Linked DNA regions of Homo sapiens: regions 2 and 3 are each linked to region 1. Evidence: chromatin loops called from intact Hi-C (ENCODE). Cell type or tissue: heart right ventricle. All regions are shown on one strand.

Region 1 (8,000 bases):
TTGTCGGAAAGCTTCCATAAGGCAATACTTGTGAAATGCTTAATGTTTGCCTGCTCTGTGGGGCGTGCTTCACCTGTGTTAGCTGAGAAGACTTTGCAGACCAGAAGCTGCTCTGAAGCATGAAAACACCTCGGTCCAATGGGTCAGCTTCTCCCTCTGTGCCCTAGCCCCAAGTACTGATTGGGGCCTCCTGAGGGCCAGAGCCTCTGCCCTTGCAAGCCGTCAGGTAAAGCTCAGGTAGAAGGAGAAGGGAGTATTTTCATTTAACCAAGAATAGAACTCCTCGGATTCATATCTTCTTTCTCAGAAGGAGGAAACTACCTCAGCCTCTTGCCCCCAGCCGGTCAGGAAATCCCCGTCTCTGCTGGCGCCTGCACTGGCCTTGAGTCACTGCAGAGAAGTCCTTGATAAGGACTCTTGGACTTTGGGGCTCAAAGCTGTGATAGCCCATGAGCAGGGAAACTCCAGGCTTAGTCCTATCTGGGACCCTCGATGGTACTCACCGGCAGGGGGGCAGGCAGGTGGCTTTGGAAAAAGGATCGATGGGAAAATGCTTTGCCCCTTTCACTTTCCCTCTGAGACTGTTCCAGCTCCTTGACTTTGCTCTGCGATGAGCCCATGCCCCATGGCCTCTCTTATTGAGAGATGACAGCGTGCTGGCAGTCCTCACAGCCCTCGCTCGCTCTCGGCACCTCCTCTGCCTGGGCTCCCACTTTGGCGGCACTTGAGGAGCCCTTCATCCCACCGCTGCACTGTGGGAGCCCCTTTCTGGGCTGGCCAAGGCCAGAGCCGGCTCCCTCAGCTTGAAGGGAGGTGTGGAGGGAGAGGCACGAGCGGGAACTGGGGCTGTGCGCGGCGCTTGCGGGCCAGCTGAACTTTCGGGTGAGCGTGGGCTTGGCGGGTCCCGCACTCGGAGCAGCCGGCCGGCCCTGCCAGCCCCGGGCAATGAGGGACTTAGCACCCGGGCCAGCGGCTGCGGAGGGTGTACTGGGTCCCCCAGCAGTGCCAGCCCACCGGCGCTGCGCTCGATTTCTCACCGGGCCTTAGCTGCCTTCCTGCGGGGCAGGGCTGGGGACCTGCAGCCTGCCATGCCTGAGCCTCCCACCCGCTCCATGGGCTCCTGTGCGGCCTGAGCCTCCCCGACGAGCGCCACCCCCTGCTCCACAGCGCCCAGTCCCATCCACCACCCAAGGGCTGAGGAGTGCGGGCTCACGGCGCCGGACTGGCAGGCAGCTCCACCTGCAGCCCCAGTGCAGGATCCACTGGGTGAAGCCAGCTGGGCTCCTGAGTCTGGTGGGGAGGTGGAAAACCTTTATGTCTAGTTCAGGGATTGTAAATACACCAATCGGCACTCTGTATCTAGCTCAAGGTTTGTAAATACACCAATCAGCACCCTGTGTCTAGCTCAGGGTTTGTGAATGCACCAATCCACACTCTGTATCTAGCTGCTCTGGTGGGGCCTTGGAGAACCTTTATGTCTAGCTCAGGGATTGTAAATACACCAATCGGCACTCTGTATCTACCTCAAGGTTTGTAAATACACCAATCAGCACCCTGTGTCTAGCTCAGGGTTTGTGAATGCACCAATCGACACTCTGTATCTAGCTACTCTGGTGGGGCCTTGGAGAACCTTTGTGTCCACACTGTATCTAGCTAATCTGGTGGGGAGGTGGAGAACCTTTGTGTCTAGCTCAGGGATTGTAAACGCACCAATCAGCACCCTGTCAAAACAGACCACTGGGCTCTACCAATCAGCAGGATGTGGGTGGGGCCAGATAAGAGAATAAAAGCAGGCTGCCCCAGCTAGCAGTGGCAACCCGTTCTGGTCCCCTTTGACACCGTGGGAGCTTTGTTCTTTTGCTCTTTGGGTCCACGCTGCTTTTATTAGCTGTAACGCTTAGTGCGAAGATCTGCAGCTTCACTCCTGAAGCCAGCGAGCCCACGACCCCACCGGGAGGAATGAATGACTCCAGATGTGCTGCTTTAAGAGCTGTAACACTCACCGTGAAGGTCTGCAGCTTCACTCCTGGAGCCAGCGAGCCCATGAGCCCACGGGGAGGAACGAACGACTCCAGACGCGGTGCCTTAAGGGCTGTAACACTCACCGCGAAGGTCTGCAGCTTCACTCCTGAGCCAGCGAGACCACGAACCCACCAGAAGGAAGAAACTCTGAACACGTCGGAACATCAGAAAGAACAAACTCCAGATGCGCCACCTGAAGAGCTGTAAGACTCACCGCGAGGGTCCGCGGCTTCATTCTTGAAGTCAGTGAGACCAAGAACCCACCAGTTCTGGACACATTATCACCTCCTCACCCCAGAGCTGCATACCTGGCTTAGGAGGGACTGTCGAAATGAATTTATCCAGGCCCTCATTTTACAGAGAAGGGAACTGCCGCCAGAGCGAAGTGACTTGCGCAAGATCACATGGCCCAGCCCAGCTTCTTCGCTCCTGAAGCCACCTCATTTCCTCTTCTCAGCATTGTGGTTGGGTCCAAGATGAAGCAGGAGGATGGATTCCTAGATCACTTCTTCCAGTTATAAGTGGTGTTTGCCTGCTGGTGGGTTGATGGATGTCAACAGCTACATTTCCCAGCGATGAGGCCTTAACTCAGGCAATGAATCTCACCCAGCACTGAGACCATCATGGCCGGGTTGGGCTACTAGGAGAGCAGGCATGAATCACTGCCAGAGATCCCGACTCCGGAACTCTGCACTCAGCCCTGAGGCCATGCCACCTTTTCTCCATCTCCCCAGGGAGATCAGGCCGTGGTCTGGGGATGGACCCCTGGGTGCCTGGAGTAAGGGGGTTCATTTAGGCCTGCCTTCTACAAACATCAATTGAGTACCTGCTCTGTACCGGGCACCAGGTGAGGCATTGAGTTTATATCCATTTTTCATACAATTAAAGTCCTGAAAAGTGGCAGGTCATTGAAAATTTCATGTGTCAAAGTGAACTTCTCACAAATTTTTTTTTTGAGGTGTTTTGCTGTCACTCAGGCTGGAGTGCAGTGTTGTGATCTCAGCTCACTGCAACCTCTGCTTCCTGGGTTCAAGTGATTCTCCTGCCTCAGCCTCCCGAGTAGCTGGGACTACAGGCACCCGCCACCACACCAGCTAATTTTTTTTTTTTTGAGACAGAGTCTCGCTCTTTCACACAGGCCGGACTGCAGTGGCGCGATCTCGGCTCGCTGCAAGCTCTGCCTCCCGGGTTCACGCCATTCTCCTGCCTCAGCCCCCTCCCCAAGTAGCTGGGACTACAGGTGCCCGCCACCGCGCCTGGCTAATTTTTTGTATTTTTAGTAGAGACAAGGTTTCACCATGTTAGCCAGGATGGTCTCGATCTCCTGACCTCGTGATCCGCCTGCCTCAGTCTCCCAAAGTGCTGGGATTACAGGTGTGAGCCACCGCGCCCGGCCACACCAGCTAACTTTTGTATTTTTAGTAGAGACAGGGTTTCACTGTGTTGGTCAGGCTGGTCTCGACCTCAGGTGATCCACCTGCCTTGGCCTCCCAAAGTGTTGGGGTTACAGGTGTGAGCCACCGCACCCAGCCAACAAAGAATTTTAAAAAGCAGGAGATACATTCTCATGGTTTGAAAAAGTGGCCAGGCATGATTACATTACAATTAAAGAACTGACAATAGATAAAGAATTTATGAAAAATGAGTATAATAAAAAGTTCATTAATGAAACAAATAATACAAGTCACTGTCTTGGTCCAGTTGAACCATTTACAGCATTAACCCATGAGCATGAGCTCTGGTCTTCCTCTTCTCTGTTAGGTGGATTCTTTCTTAGAAAGGCTTTTTCCTTCATAGGAAAGTTCCAGATCTAGCATTTGATTTAATCCTGGTGGCTCTGCTGGGTCTTGGGCTCTTAACTGCAGGAAGCCTGGGCTGATGCTGGGGACCCATCCTCTTTGTCACAGAGGATCCTAGGGCCACAGTCTTCCTTGGCTTCCTCCTCTGGTCCCACGGTGTTAGTGATCCACATTTTCTACTCAAATGTTCTCACAAAAGGTTTGTAGAGACACACAGAAAACACAGACCTTTACAGAGCAAAGGCCTGTACCGCAGAAATGTCCGTATCTGGTGGTAAATGCGAGGGCAGTGTGAGCTCAGAGGGAGCCTGTTGAATGCCGGTGTCAGGGCCCTGCGCTGCTGGCGAGCTCCCTCAGTGACACCTCGGCCCTCAAAGGACCTCGGTGGGAACTAAGCCACCAATGGGACAGCCCCAGAACTTGAGTGAGGAGTTTAAAGCAGGTTGTTCTGAAACCAGTATATGCAACTCAGAAATATTTTAATCGTGATCTTGATTTTTTTAAAGTCCCGAATCCTTTTGAGTTAATTGCTCATATACTGGGGATGGGGAGTGATGGTGAGTAAACAAAGGGGAATAGGGCCCTGGCTTGGAAAGTTTGCACAGAAGTAGGGGAAACAGATGTAGCTGATGAGCAAACCATTGCAGTCCCCAGGGAGAGATGACGTGAGAAGTGTGCCTATTGGGGACAGTACTGGACAAAGTGGTGCTAGTGAATTCGGCTTGAGAGGCACCAGGGAGAGTTTCCCTCCGGAGAATCACAGGCTTCTGCTCTCTTTTTCCAACTTCCCTTTTGCAGGGCTGAGGTCTGGAAGCACAGTGGGGCTGTGGGCCTTCTGATCCTTGAGGGGGTCAGGGAGACTGCACGGGAAATGGGATTCTGGGCTGTGGGCTTCTCTCCACGGAAAGGCCTGCAGTTTAAAACCATGTCCACTAGGTGGTGCAAAAGCCTCTTTTTGTGTTAGTGTGGGGCCGGGCGGTGGCTGACTGAATGTTCTATGGACAGCAAGCCTGCCTTCTCTCACGGGGAGATGTGTACTCTCCAGCTCAGGCATGCTCTGTAAGTAGACATCCAGGCCCTGCTTGAACACCTCCAGTGACGGGGAACTCACACCTCCAGGGGGCAAAGTAAGTAGCAGGGGTGGGGGTGGAATTGAGGGGCACCATAAGCCAGCTGTCCGTTGATAGCATCAGCCTCCTCTCCTAACCCACAGGCCACTGGTTTCTGCAATTCCTATTTTCCCATTCTCTTTATTGGGAATAACTTCTTATCTCCTCTTCTTATGATCACTTTATCCTTGAGTAGTTTGTCAGCAGGGGCCTAGATGAGGCCTCTTACAGATCTGGGACATCTGCTAGGGGCATGTCAGAGCCTCTCTACCCTCACCCTACCCATGTAGACCTGATTAGGAATCAAAAAGACTGGCCGGGTGCAGTGGCTCATGCCTGTAATCCCAGCACTTTGGGAGGCCGAGGCGGGCGGATTACGAGGTCAAGAAATCGAGACCATCCTGGCCAACATGGTGAAACTCCGTCTCTACTAAAAATAAAAAAATTAGCTGGGCATGGTGGCACATGCCTGTAGTCCCAGCTACTTGGGAGGCTGAGGCAGGAGAATCACTTGAACCCGGGAGGTGGAGGCAGTGAGCCGAGATCGCGCCACTCACTCCAGCCTGGCATCAGAGTGAGACTCGGTCTCAAAAGAAAAAAAAAAAGGACTGAGGCTTCCTTAGTTTTCTACTGGCTTTAGTTACACCACCCTTCTAGGACTCACTTTCTACTTTTGTAAAATGAAAGACAACATCCTTTGCCCTGCTTAGCACATGGAGTTGAGAAATTTCAAATGAAATAATGCATTCATTTATTTAACATTCATTGAGCACCTACTGTAGGTTAAGCACTGTCTAGAAACAGGAATATTGTGGTGACCAGAACAGATAAATAAACAAATCAATACAGAATAAAATGGCAGGTGGTGATATGTACTATGAAGGAAAATAAAATAGAATCAAGTGAGAGGGGCCAAATTTAAATTGAGCTGTCAGAGATGTAAAAAACATGTGTAAGCAGGAACAAATCATCTTTACCTATGTCACTTTCTCTCCTGTAGTAGACTGTCCCCTTTCTTTCTTTTTTCTTTTTTTCTTTTTTCTTTTTTTTTTTGAGACTGAGTTTCGCTCTTGTTACCCAGGCTGGAGAGCAATGGTGCAATCTTGGCTCACCGCAACCTCCGCCTCCTAGGTTCAAGTGGTCCTCCTGCCTCAGCCTCCTGAGTAGCTGGGATCACAGGCGTGCACCACCACACCTGGCTAATTTTTGTATTTTTAGTAGAGACAGGGTTTCTCCATGTTGGTCAGGCTGGTCTTGAACTCTCGACCTCAGGTGATTTGCCCACCTTGGCCTCCCAAAGTGCTGGGATTATAGGTGTGAGCCACTTCGCCCAGCCTGTCCATCCCCTTTCTGTTTAATCTGCAGGTCACACCATGAAAGATGGACACTGTTGTTAGTTTGTTATGTGCAACCCAATGCAATCTTAATGGATATGAATAATGTAGACAGGCTGGGTGGAGAAGACCATCTTGGCCTAGAGCTGCCCCTCTCCCATCCTCTTCCTTTGGGGGAGCCATCAGCTAAGACCGAGATCACAAAGTCTCCTGAATAGACCTCAGTTCTCTAGATCTGGCCCATCTAAACATCCTAACTCAAGGAAGCACGGTGTATTGTTGAAAGTGCTCTGGCTGGAAAGCCCCAGAGTTCTAAATATGGCTCTTAAAATTCCAGCAATTCTGAGCAGGAAGAGCTTTCCCCTCAGTCACATGATCATATGCTCCAGCCAGTGACAAGCTCAGGTTCTCGACCTGTGGTGTGGGGTGGGGAGTACATATCAGATTCTCAGGGGACAGCTGATTGTGGGTGGCTGAACGTGGCGTGCAAATCTCTAGAGAGCTTCTAAAGCACCAACAAAGGCACTTTCTTCTCCACCACCCCCACAAGGGTCAGTGAGCTGACCCAGTGTTAGGGTTTGGGGGATGGGGAAACTGAACATCAGGGGGACCTTGAGATTCTGGGATTCTGGGCTTTCAGCCAGGGACCCTTCCAACCTTAGGAACAGAATATGCCAACTCTAGCCCTCTGCAAACTCTAAAGTGATTTGCAATAAGAACATTATTTTTTCCTGACTGACCAGTGAGTAATTTACCAAGCTGGGTCTTGATTGGCCACCAAAAGAAAAAAGGGCCTTTGACAAAGCAGGAGACCTGAACTAGAGCCAGCAGCAGAAGGCCCCCAGTGAAATGACAGAAACAAAAGCTTGGCAGCTCAACCACATCTTTATTTTGAGCAAGATGAAGTGCCTTTCTGACAATGCAAATTAATTCACCCAGCTTTTAAGTGAGGAAGACATGTCCAGATCAAAGTCCAGCTTCCCTTCTAAGGAGGCCAGCCCTACGTCATCTGCAGCTACTGTATCAGTTAGAGTCATGCTGGCCATAGCATCTCAACTGAAATCTCAGTGGCTTGATGTGATAGACATTCATTTTCTTGGCCACATAAAGCTTGGTTCATGGGTGGGGAGGGATCTTCCCCATGAAGTCATCTGGGGACCCAGGCTGATGGAGGTTGTACTGTCTCCTTCATGTGGTTTCTGTATGGGGGATTGACACCCAGCCCGCAGGTAGGGAGGAGAAAGCGTGAAGGATTGGGGAGGTGTTTTTTTGTTTGTTTTTGTTTTTGTTTTTGAGACAGAATCTCACTCTGTCACCTGGGCTGGAGTGCAGTGGTACAATTTTGGCTCACTGCAACCTCCACCTACCAGGTTCAAGTGATTCTCATGCCTCAGCCTCCCGAGTAGCTGGGATTACAGGTGTGTGCCACCAAACTTGGCTAATTTTTTATATTTTTAGTAGAGATAGGGTTTTTCCATGTTGGCCAGGCTGGTCTCGAACTTCTGACCTCAGGTGATCTGCCTGCCTTGACCTCCCAAAGTGCTGGGATTACAGGCATGAGCCAGCGCACGTGGCCGGGGAGGTGTTCTTATGGGAGGCGCCCATCATTTCTGCCCATATTTGTTGTCAGAACTCAGGCTTGTGATATTCCACCTATATTCCTTGCTCCTTTTGAGTGACTTTTCCTCTTATTTACACCATTCTCCACCCCTCTTCATCCTGCTCTGTGGCCAGGA
Region 2 (8,000 bases), 240 kb after region 1:
GGTAAGAGGCCTGTGAGTCAGTAATATGATTATCCTCATTTTAGAGATGAGGAACCCGAGGTACAGAGAGGCTAAGTAATTTGCCCAAGGTAACACAGCTGGTAAGGGCAGAGCTGGGTGAAAGCAAGTACAGCCTGATTCTAGAGTCCCTGCTCTTGGCTGCGAGGCTATGCGGTGGCCTAGAGTTGACAGAATTGCTCCTCAAAGGAAATGGCCTTGCCCACATCATAAGGACATGTCTACTGATCCAACCATGTCTCCCTCAGTCCATCCTGCCCTGGGGTATCTGATATTTTCCCCAGCCTTTTCCCTCCCCCACCCCCTACTCTGGCCCTGAGACCCCATGAGAGCCTAAGGAACGGGGTCGCTTGCCTGTGAGTGCTGCAGGAGTTTTGGACCTTTGGGATCAGTGGCACCAGTGCAAGGTACCTTGATTCTGAAGTTGGGGTGGGGTCCTGGAAGCCAGATTTTAGGCTAGACGCAGGCAAAAGAGAGTAACTGACCTCAGAGATTCAGGTTTTCTTCTGGTTTGAGGATCCAGTAAGGAAAGGGGCTAGGATGTGGCACCAGGTCAGGATGGCGCCTCTCTGCTGCACGTCTTAAACACCTGAGTGGGGCAGAGGTGAGCCCAGGAAGGTGGGGATACCAAGGACATGCTCATCGCCCAAGTGGGTGCGATCTTCTGAGAGCACGAGTGGCCACTCTGGCTGTAGCTCCGGATGCTCTTGAGCAAGGGTCAGGAAGTGACTCAGGCCTCCGACTCTGCTGACACTGACCCCTACTCTGGGCCTGACTGGCTCTGCATTACTCAGCAGCCAGGCAGTCTGGGAGGGAGCCCTTGGAGGATCCAGTTGGGGAGTCATGAAAGGGAGGGGAGGAGGAGAGGGTCACTCAGGTCATCCTGGATACCCTGCTTCTCCAGCCTGAGGCTCTCTTTTGAGTTCCAAGGGCCCTTTGCTCTTCTCCTCTCCAAACACCAACCCAAGTTGTCTTGTTGGTTTCTGCCCTATGAGCATGGAGCATGGAGGCAGGGATTCAGGAAACTAGCTTTGGAATGAGGCCTGAATTTACATCCTTTCTCTGTCATTACCAGCTGTGTGACCTTGGGCAAAGTCTGGCCCTCTCTCTGAGCTTCAGTGTCCTCCTTGTGAAATGGGGATAATAATAAAGTATGACAAGCATATTGAAAGAGCCTTAGGATTGTATCATTTCAAGTACATATTCCTCACGACAACCCAATGAGGTAGGAACTTTCAATGCCTCCAACCAGAGATCACCAGAAACACACGTGTGGGTGAACAAGCTGAGCTGATGACTCGTTGCAACAAGGGAGAGCATGCACCATGGGGATCATGGGGCGTCCCAGGAAGGGGGCGTTAGAAAGGACTTAGTCTAATGTTTGGAGTTGTGTTAGGTGATTGGGGAGAGGTTAAGGAAGTGAGGCTTTGTTCTGGGTTGATGCTGTCAGGAAGTGGAGCTAACACTATGATTGGGAGTCTTAATACATCTTGCCTAGAAGGAAAGCAGACTAGAGCAAGGCTGAAGCTACAGCTGGTAAACCAGCAGCCTCCACTCAGCTTAGCTCTACAGGGGGATTTGGGTCATTTCTGTGATTTGACAATATTCATGTTTTGTCTGTGTTCAGATATGATTAAGGAGTAGTTTCATTTTTGTCTTAGTCTGCCCTGGTCGCGGATGGCCTTGTTCTATGCTGATGTCTGTGAAATCGTCTATGTTCAGCACAGCAAGACCGAATTGCACCAGGCTGGACAGCTCTGAGCAACCAAGTCCTGGCTGATAGGACCAGGCAGCTCCCAGATGTCAGGGCTGCTTTGGTCTAGTCTATTCCAATATAATTATTCCCCTGGTACAGATGGAGAGACTGAGGCCCGGAGAGGTTATGTAATTTGCCCAAGGTCGCACATAACTAAGAAAGTGGTGAACATGATCTTCATACCTGGCATCTGGCTCCTAAGTCTGCACATTTAACTGTCAACTAGAATTCCTGGTGCCCAGCAAGTGCCTGAGAAGTGGCTGCTGTTGTTGCATTGTCTTCCTAGCTAGCCTGTGAGCCTCTGGAGGCAGAGACATGGTGTGGGAATTGGTGACTGGTTTCTTAGAGATCGAGACAAAAGCCCCACATAACTATGAGACTGTCATGTCCCCTATCCTGGCCACCCAGACCCTATCTTGCCCCACGAGCACAGCAGCCACCCTGTCTGTCCCATATGGCAGGACCAGCATGAACCTCCTCACCATAATGAGGATGGGCCAGCAGGAACATCCTCACCATGAGACCTCCACAGAAATGAGAAAGCATGACACATCTGGGGTCCTGTGAGGGTGGGACAGGCCAGGGAGCCCTAGAGCTCTGGCCCCAGCTCTAGAGAGTCCCATGCTCTTCTGGGGCTTTCAAGACTCCATGAAACAAGCAAAATTACAAGGAGGCAGGGAGATGCAGAAGAAAGACTGCAGATGTGGGCTGCTCTGTGGCGTGGTAAGCTGTGTGATCTTAGACAAGTTAGTTGGCTCCTCTAAGCCTGTTTTCTCATTTGTAAAACGAGAGTGGGTGATAAGACCCATGTTACAGGGCTGTTGTGAAGACTAAACGAGATGACTAGAAAAGTGTCCAATTCAGTGCCTGGCACACAGTAGGTCTCGCCAGAGGCTCCTTCCCCAATGGACTGTGTCAGCTCTGCCCGGGTACTCCAGCTGCCCAACCCCAGCCCCTGCCCTTTGGCTGTCCAGTCCCTGCCCCAGAAGGTGTCCCCTCAGTGAGAGTCGGCTCCAACTCACGTCCAACTCCTCTATTAAGTTTTTTGCCAGATACTCAGCCCAAGGATTCATTGACCCATTCATTCAACATTTATTTGTTGGCTGGGCGTGGTAGCTCATGGCTGTATCCCAGCACTTTGGGAGGCTGGGGTGGGAGGATCACTTGAACCCAGGAGTTTGAGACCAGCCTGGACAACATGGTGAAACCCTGTTTCTACTAACAATAATAATAAAAATTAGCCAAGCATGGTGGCACACGCCTGTGGTCCCAGCTACTCAGGAGGCTGGGGTGGGAGGATTACTTGAGCCTGGGAGGTCGAGGCTGCACTGAGCTGCACTTCAGCCTGGGCAACAGAGCGAGACCTTGTCTCAATAAACAAGTAATTTAAAATGCTGGTATTTAATACTTCTCTATGGTTCAACTAAATGTAGTGGCAGGTGGTATTAAGTGCTATGAAGAAAATAAGGCAGAGTAAGGATCTAAAGGACTAGTGAGTACTATTTGATCAGGGAAGGTCTCTCTACGGAGGCAACATTTGAGCAACCCTTGAGTGGGTCTGGGAGTGAGCCCAGCGGACATCTGGGGAAAGAGCAGGTGCCTGCCTCCCAAACCCCTCAGGGGACACTTGACCCTGCAGACCAGGCACCCAGCCTCATTCCTCCTGTGCCCATTACTTCCCTACTCCAGCAGCCTCTGGTAAGTCCCTCAGGGGAACAGCTTAGAGCACCTGGGACACCTTACTGACCTCCGGAAACTTTTTTTTTTTTTTTTGAGACAGTCTTGCTCTGTCACTCAGGCTGGAGTGCAATGGCGCGATCTCGGCTCACTGCAACCTCCGCCTCCCAGGTTCAAGCAATTCTCCTGCCTCAGCCTCCTGAGCAGCTGGGATTATAGGCATGGCCAGCTAATTTTTGTATTTTTAGTAGAGACAGGGTTTCACCATGTTGGCCAGGCTGGTCTCGAACTCCTGAACTCAGGTGATCCGCCCGCCTCGGCCTCCCAAAGTGCTAGGATTACAGGCATGAGCCACCGAGCCTAGCCAGCCTCTGGAAACTTGATGGGGTGCTGGGCTCCTCCTGCAAGGCCATCTCCCCAACCTTGTCTCCCCATTACCTCTTCCCCTTCTCAGGGGCAAGGGCTGGTCAGCAGACTTAGGGCTCAAGCAGAACATCCATCCCAGCAGCAAAAGATAAGGCACCATCAGCCAGGTGCGGTGGCTCATGCTTGTAATCCCAACACTTTGGGAGGCCGAGGCAGGCAGATCACCTGAGGTCAGGAGTTCGAGACCTGCCTGGCCAACAAGGTGAAACCCTATCTCTACTAAAAATACAAAAATTAGCCGGGCATGGTGGTGCTTGCTTGTAATCCCAGCTACTTGGGAGGCTGAAGCAGGAGAATCACTTGAACCCAGGACGCAGAGGTTGCAGTGAGCCGAGATCGTGCCACTGCACCCCAGCCTGGGCAACAAGAGTGAAACTGCATTTCAAAAAGAACGAAAGGAAGGCAGGAAGGAAGGAAGGAAGGAAGGAAGGGAGGGAGGGAGGGAGGGAGGGAGGGAGGGAGGAGAGAGAGAGAGAGAAAGAGAGACAAGAAAGAAAAGGCACCCTCCCCCACTCCCCTGCACCTCCTCCACCTCCTCCTCTCTCCCCTCCTTCAGCTTTAGCACCCCCTGGTGGAAGACGGGGGTGGGGACAGCTCTGTGAGTCGGGCACCTCTCAGCCAGCCTTCTGGGTTCGGGATGACAGGCTTCCCCTCTTCACACCTCCCTCCCCACACCATCCGGTCCACACTCCCCGTTCCACTCCACCCCTAAGGCCTGCCTCCCTGCACCCAGCCCACATGTCACCCTCCACTCCACCCTACAAAGATGTGGCTGGGGTAAGGTCTGGTGCCCAGGCCTCCGCTCTGTTTGATCTCGGCCTTGTCCTTGGTAGCATTCAGCATAATATTAATCTGCATTGTCTCCTGTGACATGTCCCTCTCCACCTCTGGACAATGACTCTGTAAGGGCGAGGGCAGTATTCTGGCCACTGCTGAGCCCCCTGGCACTGTGCCTGGCCCATTGTAGCTGCTCAGTAAAGACTTAGTGACTGAACCAACCAAGGAGTTTTGTGTCTCTTCTGGGTACTACCCATAGGAGGAAGATGTGGCTTGAAGACCCAAATGGTGGGACCGAGTAAGCAATAGTAGGGGAATATGCTTGGCTAGCCTACCACAGGGTGGGATCTGGGATGTGTGGTCACTGTTCAGTCTGATACAATCTGTCCTAGGATGTTTCTGATTTTGCTGTTCTTCCCTTGCTCCCTGAGGGAAGGCCTAGAGGCCTCATCCTTGTGGGGCCCCCAAGGTCCTAGCATGAGGCTGGACCTTCGTATGGTGGTGAAAGAACCAGAGTGTACAACCTGAATCTGAGGCCTCTTCTCTTGCCACGAATTTGCACCATCCACTCCAAAGCAGGTTCCTCCCTGTGGACAGCCCTCCTCACCACTCCCACTGAAGCTCTGCATGAGCCAGATCCTCTCCCTATGGAATTGTCCACCTTTCCTTCCTTCCTCTTTCCTTCCCTCCCTCCCTCTCTCCCTCCCTTCCTTCTTTCCAAGCCTAACTCTAAACTCACATCTACAAGGAGGTGTTCCCGAGTGAACTCTAGATCCACTCACCCCACTAACCCTGTGCATATCCCTCTCCCCAAGACCCCCACTGCACACCACCCGCTTCCCCCTCCACAGGCTTTGTGACGTCCACATTCTTGAAGCGTGCTTGTACTCCTGTGAGCCAGTAGAGAGGTAGCTGAGTTCTGGGAGACAGGGCTGAGTCTGAATCTCGTGCCTCCATTTGTAGCTACAGGTGGAGCTTCCTCATCAGTAAGATGGGAGAATGTCACTTGCATAGCCAGGGACACCAGGAGGGTTTACTGAAGCAACACATGCCAGGTTGCAGGCATTGTGCATGGTGCTCCCTCTGGTCCTTCAGGACTGCTCATGTGTCACCTCCTCCGAGGTCCCCCTGACCTCATTACAAGCCATGCTCACCTGCCTTACCTGGCCTCGTGTTCTTCAAGCCCTGTGTACCTGTTTATTGTCTGCCCCCCTCTAATAGAATGTCTTGAGGTTGGCGAGGGTAGGGGCTTTGTCTATTTTGTTCATCACTGAATTCCACGTACCTGGAAGAGTGCCTGGCAGCCGGTGACTGGCCGAATGGCAGGGATGTAGCAGGGCCTTATCCCCAGCAGCCTTGTTATCGCTGCATCTCTGTCTGTGTGCAGCTGATATGCAGGCCCAACTCACCTTCGTGCCTGGGGCAGTCTCTGCTGTGCTGACCTGACAAACCGCAGTAATGGAGTCAGGTCCTGCCTGGACTCCTGTGTGCAGCCTGCCTCAGGCAGGAGAAGCTGTGCACCCTGGAGGCCACCTCCACAACCTGCCTGTCCAGGGCAGAGGCCACAGGGTCTCCTTGCTCCACCCCTTCTAAGTAAACTATCCAATGTCAGGACACATAGATCCTCCCCAGAAGCCCTATGGACCTTGGTCAGGGGCAAATAACCCCAAACAAGACTAGCAGGGCTACCTGCCATGGCAGAGGTTTGGGCTCTGATTCTAGCTCTGTCTCTAATTTGCTGTGTGACCTTAGGTAAGTCAGACTGCCTCTCTGGATACATTCATTTTCTATTATATGCATTTAATAAACATGGAAAGAGCACTAATTACTTCCCAAAAGTTGTTATAAGAGCTTTACATACATGTAACTTAATCCTCCTGAGGACTCTATGAGATGGGTTAACAGTATCCCCCATTTTATGTATAACAATGAGACACAGAGAGGTGAAGTGACTTGCCCAAGGACACACAGCTAGTAAGCACTAGAGCTGGGAGTGAAGACCAGGTAGTCTTGCCCAGGGTCAGTGCTAGTAACCACTATGCTTAGCTGCGCTGGATGATGCTTGTGAAAGGCCAATCTTTTGTAAGAAATAAAATTAAGTAGAAAGAACATTGCAAGACCCTGTCTCTAAAAAAATAAGAGTCACAGAGAGCTCCAGGACACCACTGTCACTGTCAGCCCGAGCACAGGTGTGGCAACAGGGATGAGTAAGGGGCTGTGGAGGGGAAGCCACCCTGATCCTGGTGACTACACTTCCCTGACAAACAGCTTCTCCCTGCTTCTCAGGCCTGGTCTTCACTCCCTCACACTTGCCCAGGGCTGCCCTTCCTAAGCCAGGGGGCACCCGGATCCAGCTTTGGTCACCTGGAAAGAGGGTGCTCCAGCTGGGCAGCTTGAGGGCAGCACAGCTCCCATGTGACAGGCAGCCAGCGGCAGGCAGCCCAGCTGTGATTAATCTTCCTGTTTCAGAGCAGCCCTGCCTCCCCATAACGCCCCACCCCCGGTAGCTCTCAGTGGCCTCTAGGATAAAGATTAAACTTCTTAGTCTGTTGGGCAAGGCTTGCCCCCATCCGGACAGGCCCTGCCTTTCTTGCTAATCGGATCCTCCAAGGTGTCTGTGCCCAGGCAACCTCCATTCTAGCGATCCGCAAGCGTGCCTTCCTCATCCCTGTCACCACGTCTTTGCTTGAGCTGTTTGTGACCTGTCTGGAATACCATCCTCTGCTTTGCCAAGGAGGGGGGGTGGGGCATCCTCGTTCCTTACAACCTGCTCAGCAGCTCTTCCTGGGCTGGCTTTGCCAGGCCACTCTCACCAGCACCCTTAGACTTGGAATTCTCAGTTAACTTTCAAACAAACCTAAATTGTAAGTTCTTGAGGGCACGAGTGTCTTATTTTTCTCTATCCTCCTTACCTACCTGGTGATTAAGGTAAAGCCTTAATCCATTCAACCAAATTTTGCCAGGCACCTCTCAAGACATTGAGAATACACGGACAAATGTCACAGTTCCTGTGCTTGAGAAGCTCCTACCCTAGTGAGGGCGGCAACAGGAAACAGTGACAACACTGTCGTCGGCAGGTGGGAGTGTCAACTGGGGCAAGCTTTTAGAACCATTTGGCAATGCTGCCAAAGTGTCAAAATGTGCACCTTGTTAATCCGGTAATCCCATAGCCATCAATTTAGTGAAAACGCGAAAACAGCCGGGGGATACACACTTATCACCGCATTGCTCATCATCTGTATCAATAAAGAAAAGTTTCCAGCATCATGGTGGGGGGTGGCGGTGGTGGTGGGGGAAGAGGAAAAGGAAACACACTGCTTGGATGAATTGTCTCAGATTTGGAGAG
Region 3 (8,000 bases), 58 kb after region 1:
GCAAACTTTTTTTAAAATATAATCAATGAATATTTATCTAAGTAACATCATGCCCATGAGTCAAATGAAACTCCGACTTTTATAGAGTTATATGTAAATGCAAAAAAGTTTAAATTATGTGAACAAAATGCATAACTTATGCCTAAGCTCAAAATTGTTAAATTTATACAAACTCTTTCAAAAAGTTTTATGGTTAAAATTATACTTAATGTGGGAAGCAGGTAAATTTTAATATGCTTGATGTGAGAGAGAGTGCAAACATTAAAAGCAGGAATGCCTCAGGCCCTGCTCTCTCAATACCTGCAGCTGTGGTCATGGAGAAACCCAGCTACTGCCAGAGTGGTCCCAAGGCAGGGAGGGATGAGAGGGGGGCTGGGGTTGTGGGGAGAAATACCCTTGACCCAACTTCTGATCTCCTGCTGTGCCTCCCCCACCACCAGTACAAACGGCATTCAGCCAGCAAGGGAGCCTGGGTAATGTGGTCCTCAGGGAAGTTTTTAAAAAAGCAGATCCCCAGGTCCTCTCATAGTTATTGCAAAGATATAATGGAGTGTATGTTATGCAACCCAGACACTTGATGTGCATAATAAAAAAGATTTTCTGGGGACAGTCTACAGTCTAGTACTATCAGGTCATTATCATGCTAATAGAAAATAGTTCGGAGTAAGGAAGGCCTTTGATAGAGACCCTTAATTCATTTCATGCAGGAGCTACCTAAGGCTGGGAGGTAGGATGCCTGCAGGCCCTCTTGGAACTGTGGCATCACCAGAGAGTAAAATATGAGGGCAGGGGATGCACATTCTTGCACTGCACTCAGAGAAGGAGCATCCCCAGTGTGCAGGAGAAGAGAATGACATCATCACCACGGACAGGCTCCTTCCCCACACACTGCCCTAACTGAACAAGAGAAGGCAGCTTTGTGAGATGTAAAGGGGTGGACCTGGAATCACACAATCACACACACCAGAAAAGGATCCCAGAGTTCCTGGGGCAGCTAAGGTGGTGGAAGATATCGCTTAGCCGGGCTTGCTTCTTCCGTCCAAAGGAAAGAGCGTGCTCCACGAAGGGGAAACTTACGTTACATAAGGCTTGCTGACGGTTTCCTTCACATGAACCAGAGGCACGGCGCTTTTTGGTTTTGAAGAGACAAGAAGAGCTACAGCTAAAAGTAAAGATATAGGAAACGGGAGTGAGATGGGGAGGGGGGATATGGAGTCATTTTTGAAATAGCAATAGTCAGTAAATGAGAATGTTTAAAAACAGCAAAGAACTCTCTTGTCCTCAAATTCTCATCTTTACAACCAGAGTCATGTCGTGGGACTTGACTGAGACGCAGGCCCGCGGCATCTGTGGAGCGGCTGACTCGGACCCTTGGTGGAACATTAGAAACAACTCCCAGGGGCAGGCCCGGTGGCTCATGCCTGTAATCCCGGCGCTTTGGGAGGCCAAGGCGGGCAGATCACTTGAGGCCAGGAATTTGAGACCAGTCTGGCCAACATGGTGAAACCCTGTCTCTACTAAAAATACAAAAATTTAGCTGGGTGTTGTAGTGCATGCCTGTGATCTCAGCTACTCGGGAGGCTGAGGTAAGAGAATCACCTGAGCCTCAAAAGTTGAGAGTGCAGTGAGCCGGGAGTGAGATACTGTCTCCTCCTCCACCACCAAAAAAAAAAAAAAAAAAAAAAGAGAAAAGTAAAGAAAAATAAGGAAAAGAAAAGAAATAGCTCCCTCGCAGAAAGCAGCATGTTAGGGAAGGTTTTCAGGAAAATCCCCTGAAGGGGCCTGGACTTTCCATCACATGCTTCATGTAATGCTTTTTGTTTGTTTCTTAGAACAGAGTATTAATAGTTTCATGGCCATTACTCTTAAGTAAGCTCTTTACATGTTTTTAATGAGTATGGGGATACATAATACATGAAGGTTAATATGTAATTATGTATTATATATAAATAAAGGTAATATAAAGTATATGTGGGTTCTTCTGAAGTTATTTTGTTAGAGACTTGTTGTATGTCCCTAACTCTCCCAAATCTATTCACAATGAGGCTTGTCCTTTTGTTTTTGGATATTCCTAGGGCTTTTAACAATTTTCCTGTTCCCCAATGCCACCAATGGCCATCATTAAATGACTGATACCACTAAACTCTAGGGCAGGGGTGTCCAATCTTTTGGCTTCCTTGGGCCACACTGGAAGAAGAATTGTCTTGGGCCACACATAAAATACACTAACAGTAATGATAGCTGATGAGCTGAAAAAAAATCCAAAAAAAATCTCACAATGTTTTAAGAAAGTTAATGAATTTTTTATAGACTGGTGCATTCAGAACCATCTGGGCCGCGGGTTGGATAAACTTGCTCTAGGGGGTCTCAGCTCTGCCTAACTCACATAGATGGCCTAGGATGTCACCATTGAGGCTCAGCTGTAAGCTATAACATGGCTTCTCAATCTCAGTACATGCTATTGACACTAACGGTCAGAAAGCACTTTGTGCAGAGACTTCTGTGCACTACAGGATATTTTTCAGTGTCCCCAGCCTGTAACCACTAGGTGACAACCAAAATGTCTGCAGACATTGCTAAATGTCTCCTGGAGACAAAATCACTCCCAGTAGAGAATCACTAGACTATATATGCCCTCTATCCACCCCCGATATGAGTGAGGAATGCCGACTTGGGGTGCAGGATTGCTCAGGTACCTGAAGATGGCCGCCTTCATGCACAGGTGTGGTTAATGTAAAACAAGTGTTTTGTATTTAACAGGAAATAAGAGAGCAGGTAAAACACTGCGCCCAATTTTCTGACTTTTTTTTTTTTTTTTTTTTTTCCTGAGACGGAGTCTCACTCTGTCGCCCAGGCTGGAGTGCAGTGGCACGATCTCTACTCACTGCAACCTCCGCCTCCCAGGTTCAAGTGATCCTCCTGCCTCAGCCTCTTGAGTAGCTGGGACTGCAGGTACTTGCCACCATGCCCGGCTAATTTTTTGTATTTTTAGTAGAGATGGGGTTTCACCACGTTGGCTAGGCTGGTCTCGAACTCCTGACTGAAAGTGACTTGCCTGCCTCTGCCTCTCAAAGGCATGAGTCACAGCCTAATTTTCTTAATGGTGTTTTGTTTTTGTCTCATTAAAAGAGTCAAAGTAAACCTGTTCCAAAGAAAGGGCATCTCTACCAAGTTGGGGCTAATTCCCAGATGAGGAGACATTGCCGATCTGTGACGTTTACCATAATAGCTCTGGAAGTTTGGCTGAGGACCATGAGCACCCTACAATCTGGCTTCAGTCCTTCATTTGGGTCTCTGTCCCTCTGTCTCCACCCAGACCATCCATGGTGGCCACACACAAGTCCTCTCCTTCCTAAAGTACCTTGAAAGTACCCTGCACATTCCTGCACTGCACCTGAGCATTTTAAATAAACAAAATCGGAAATGCTCTTTCTACTCCAACCCATCCAATCCCACAAACCACGATGTTCAAAATCCTGCCCATTTAAGCTCACCTGTCACCTCCAAGAAGCTTTTCATACTGCCCCAGAGATAAGTGGTCTTATTCTCTACGAATACCCTCCAACACTGTGTTTTTATTAGTTATATAGTACTTAATACTTCTGATATATATATATTTTTTAAATGGAGTTTCACTCTTGTTGCCCAGGCTGGAGTGCAATGGCACAATCTTGGCTCCCTGCAACCTCCACCTCCTGGGTTCAAGCGATTATCCTGCCTCAGCCTCCCAAGTAGCTGGGATTACAGGCATGCACCACCAAGTTTGGCTGATTTTTTTGTATTTAGTAGAGATGGGGTTTCACCATGTTGGTCAGGCTGGTCTTGAACTCCTGACCTCAGGTGATCCACCCGCTTTGGCCTCCCAAAGTGCTGGAATTACAGGTGTGAGTGACCACACCCAGTCCCTGATTGTATTTTTGAGGTTAGTATCCCTGTTATCTCCTCTGCTGAAAGGGAGATTTCCTGAGTAAGGAATTGAGAACGTTTTATCTTTGCAGGCCCTATAGTGGTGCTTCTGAAACCGTCTGTAGTAGTAAGGAAACAGTTTTTTAAAAATTTCTGGCTGGGCGCGGTGGCTCACGCCTGTAGTCCCAGCACTTTGGGAGGCCAAGGCGGGCAGATCACAAAGTCAGGAGATTGAGACCATCCTGGCTAACACAGTGAAACCTGTCTTTACTAAAAATACAAAAAATTAGCCAGGCGTGGTGGCGGGCATCTGTAGTCCCAGCTACTCGGGAGGCTGAGGCAGAAGAATGGCGTGAACCCGGGAGGCAGAACTGGCAGTGAGCCAAGATCACGCCACTGCACTCTAGCCTGGGCGACAGAGCGAGATTCCATCTAAAAAAAAAAATTTCTTTGTAGTCTATAACAAACTAGTAATTTTGTGAAATACAATGCAAATGAATTAGTAAAAAATGGTCAAGCTCCGGGATGTTGTGGAAATACCTTAGTGCTATAAACGTTTCTAAATGATTACTCTTAATTTCTGCACACCCTCCGTGGTGGGCTAGTAACACACAGTTGAGGGCTGGGTTGGTCTGCGGACCACTCTTTGAGTAGCACGCCCAGCACAGCAGGTTTCACAGTAAAAATCTACTGGCCCAGCGGTCTCAAATGTGAGCAGGCAAAAAATCACCTGGAGGGCTTGTAAAAAAGGCAGCTGGGCCGCACCTCCAAAGTTGGTAATTTAGTAGGTCTGCAGTAGGACCTGAGAACTGTAATTTCTAGCAAGTTCCCAGGTGATGCTTTTGCTGCCGGTAGGGGGATCGCACTTTGAGAAGCACTGCACCAAGGGAAATGAACCAATGTCTATTACACTGCCCCCTTGTGGCGGACTGTCCTCATAATGGACAGAGATGCTAAAGCTCACTGCTAACTTCAGCCACGCACCCCTAAAGAAGCGGTTATCAGCCCTGGTGTCCTTGCTCGCTTGCCAAGGGGCTCCAGGCATGAGAAAGTCATAACAAGCCAGAAGGGTCCATACCTTGGGGCTGTTCTTGGCCTAGTTCCTCCACAGGTGGCTGAGCAGGGAAGGCTGAAAGAGAACTTCGGGGCAGTGTTTGAGGTGCCCCCACAGTTGAAGGCCCCAGGGATGGCCTGGGTGAAGTGGGTGCCTGAGAGTGTAGGGATCTGGCTGGTGATCCAGACGGTTGTACCTGCTGCTGAGGTGACAGAGGTGACAGTCCAGGTGGTGGGGTGGGCAGTGATGAACCAGGTGTGGAGCTGGGTGGCTTGTGCACAGCTGGGAATGATACAGGTGGCATGCCACTTAGAGAAAGTGGAGTTGAAGAGGCCAGTGGCTGTGCAGGTGGCTGCTCAAGTGGAGAGACTGGTGCTGAAACAGGTGACTCGCATGTGAATTCAAGTGTCTGCACAGGTTGGGACACAGGCGGACCATGGCTGCCCCTTCCATCCCCTTTGGGAACCCACTCCTTGTGAGGTTGTGTGGCTCCTTCCAGACTGGCCTGCCGTGCTCGAAGGCTTGGTTGACTGCGTTCAGGGCACTCATTGCCAAGGGCGAGTTCTATCTGGCAGTACACTTCCACCCGGGGGAAAATCACTCTCTTGGAGGAAGAATTAAGATAAACAGCATCTAGGATAAACAATAGCATGGGGTGTTACTCAGCCCTGGCAGCAGCATGGCCTTTGCAAAAATGGTTTCTTGAGTTATTTTCCTAAACAGGAACAGTGCTTTTCAAAGGTCTTTCTGTACTTACTTGAATTTACAGTGAGTGAAAACAAACGTGATGGTTTCTGGCACTTACGGTGTAGTGTGGGGAAGCAGGCGTTGCCCACCCAAATTATCTAGAGTTTCAACTGAGGCAAGTGCAGGAAGAGAGGAATGTGGTGCTGTGAGAGAGGGCAGGTCATCTGAGGGATTGGCAGTGAGTAGAGATCTGAAGGGTACGTGGCCCAGGATGGTCAGGGCGGGGTGGTGAGGGTGTTTCAGCAGAGGGAACAGCACACACAAAGGCCACAAAGTTTGAGGACACACCAGGTGGTCGGGGGCCTGAAAGGTCAGTGTGGGGCGGGGGTACTGTGCTGGGGGAGGAGGCTGAGGAGGCGGCAGGGGCCGGACCATGTCAGGGCTGTAGGCAGCAGCTAGGATCCTTAGTTTTCATGGCAAGCATTATTGTAGCATGACTTTTAGGCAGGGGAGGTAATCAGCTGAGGCTGGTTCTGAGAAGGTCACTGTGGCTGTAAGACTCATTGAGAAAGGTGAAAGGGTTGCCTGAGCCTGGGAAGCTGAAGCTTCAGTGAGCCATGATCGTGCCACTACGCTCCAGCTTGGGTGACAGAGTGAGAACCTGTCTCAAAAATAGTGGGTGGGTGGGGGGGCGGGGGGATGGCGTTTATCTAGGCCACATAACAGCCCTTAAATAAGAAAACAAACAATTCAGTTTTTAAAATGTGTGAAAGAGCCAACTGAAAGGGCTCCCAATGGCCAAAGCTGGAACAATTTGAAGAACACAATAAAGTAGTATTGAATAATAACCCAAAGTATAACATAACCATGAATCCATACTGATATAAACATATATTACGTAGGTAAGTAAATCAGGGAGAAGAGAGAAAGCTCCCCTGCAGAAGAATTCTTAGTAATTTATGTAGATGCTTGACCCTTTAGGAAGTGGAGCATAACTTCTCACTCCTTAAATATGAGCTGTGCACAGTGACTTTCTTCCAAAAACTGCAGTAAGGATAGAGGGAGAAAGAGTACTTCACAATGGAGAAACCCGATGGACACTACCTCGGCCAGGCGGTCATGGTCAACATCAGCAGGGATACGTCATGTTGGCAGCACGTGCCCATGAGGTAACGTGATGTGAATAGCACCTTACCTCTGTGGTCTCCTCCCCAGAACTCAAAACCCCAGCTTAATCTTGAGAAAAACATCAGACAAACCCCAACTGAGGGACGTTCTACAAAATACCTGACCGATAGTCAACTCTGTCAAGGTCATCAAGAATAAGAAAAGTCTCTGTAATCCCAGCACTTTGGGAGGCCGAGGCGGGCGGATTATGAGGTCAGGAGATTGAGACCATCCTGGCTAACACGGTGAAACCCCATCTCTACTAAAAATACAAAAAATTAGCCGGGGGTAGTGGCATGCACCTGTAGCCCCAGCTACTCGGGAGGCTGAGGCAGGAGAATGGCATGAACCCGGGAGGTGGAGCTTGCAGTGAGCCAAGATTGCACCACTGCACTCCAGCCTGGGTGACACAGCAAGACTCTGTCTCTCTCTCTCTCTCTCTCTCTCTCTCTCTCTCTCTCACACACACACACACACAAGAATAAGAAAAGTCTGAGAAACTGTTATAGGCAAGAGGAAACTGAGGAGACGTGACAACAAAATGTAATGTGATCCCTGGGTGGGGGGTCCTGGAACAGAAAAAGAAATTAGGTAAAAACTGAGAAAATCTGAATAAGCAATGGCTCTTAGTTAATAATATGTCAAGATTGGTTCATGAGTTGTAACAAATGTACTGGACTGAATACCGTGTTATATATGTATCATTCTGTAACGTCTAACAGATGTGAGACAAACACCCTGTATTATTTTCACAAGTTATCCATAAATCTAAAACTACCCTAAAAAAACAAAGCTTATTAAGAGTCTAGGTGAGAAATGTACAAAAGAGTGGAACGAATGCTTCACCAAAGAAGATCTATGGGAGGCAAATAGACAAATGAAAAGATGCTCAAAGTCATTAGTCATTAGAGGAATACTGATTAAAACCACAATAAGTTACCGACATGCACCTGTTAGAAGGGCTAAAATGAAAAATTCTGAGCATTAATTAAAAATACCAAAAGTTGGCCGGGCGCAGTGGCTCACGCCTGTAATCCCAGCACTTTGGGAGGCCGAGGCGGGTGGATCACGAGGTCAAGAGATCGAGACCATCCTGGCCAACATGGCGAAACCCCGTCTCTACTAAAAATGCAAAAAATTAGCTGGGCGTGGTAGCGGGCGCCTGTAGTCCCAGCTACTCGGGAGA

What was found. Peaks named below come from ENCODE experiments on the same cell type or tissue, not always from the same donor. Only the 100,000 strongest peaks of a DNase experiment are listed, where the experiment ranks them.
Region 2: it touches region 1 in a loop (5-fold over the local background); 74 of 110 quality-filtered maps call a loop at or near these places.
Region 3: it touches region 1 in a loop (8-fold over the local background); 98 of 110 quality-filtered maps call a loop at or near these places.

What each region holds. Positions count from the first base shown.
Region 1 is chr6:36,357,435-36,365,434 of GRCh38, reverse strand. It overlaps a transcript of ETV7 not described here. Among named protein-coding and RNA genes, the nearest start is that of BNIP5, 25 kb to the right of the region's middle. RefSeq lists enhancers at 21-70, 4,192-4,351. In heart right ventricle, CTCF peaks have their summits at 4,534 and 4,743 (motif pointing right); a DNase peak (open chromatin) is centred at 4,794; H3K27ac peaks cover 2,223 bases; H3K27me3 peaks cover 401 bases.
Region 2 is chr6:36,120,459-36,128,458 of GRCh38, reverse strand. It overlaps a transcript of MAPK14 not described here. Among named protein-coding and RNA genes, the nearest start is that of MAPK13, 6.1 kb to the left of the region's middle. RefSeq lists enhancers at 4,496-4,545, 4,606-4,655 and a silencer at 7,742-7,791. In heart right ventricle, a CTCF peak has its summit at 4,469 (motif pointing left); DNase peaks (open chromatin) are centred at 4,458, 7,128 and 7,738; H3K27ac peaks cover 812 bases; H3K27me3 peaks cover 766 bases.
Region 3 is chr6:36,299,454-36,307,453 of GRCh38, reverse strand. PNPLA1 (patatin like domain 1, omega-hydroxyceramide transacylase) reads right to left here. Exons shown (of 9, transcript NM_001374623.1): 6 at 4,985-5,593; 7 at 1,078-1,162. Among named protein-coding and RNA genes, the nearest start is that of PNPLA1, 33 kb to the right of the region's middle. RefSeq lists a silencer at 4,896-4,945 and an enhancer at 4,814-5,314. In heart right ventricle, CTCF peaks have their summits at 4,604 and 4,804 (motif pointing left); DNase peaks (open chromatin) are centred at 4,833 and 5,102; H3K27me3 peaks cover 2,325 bases.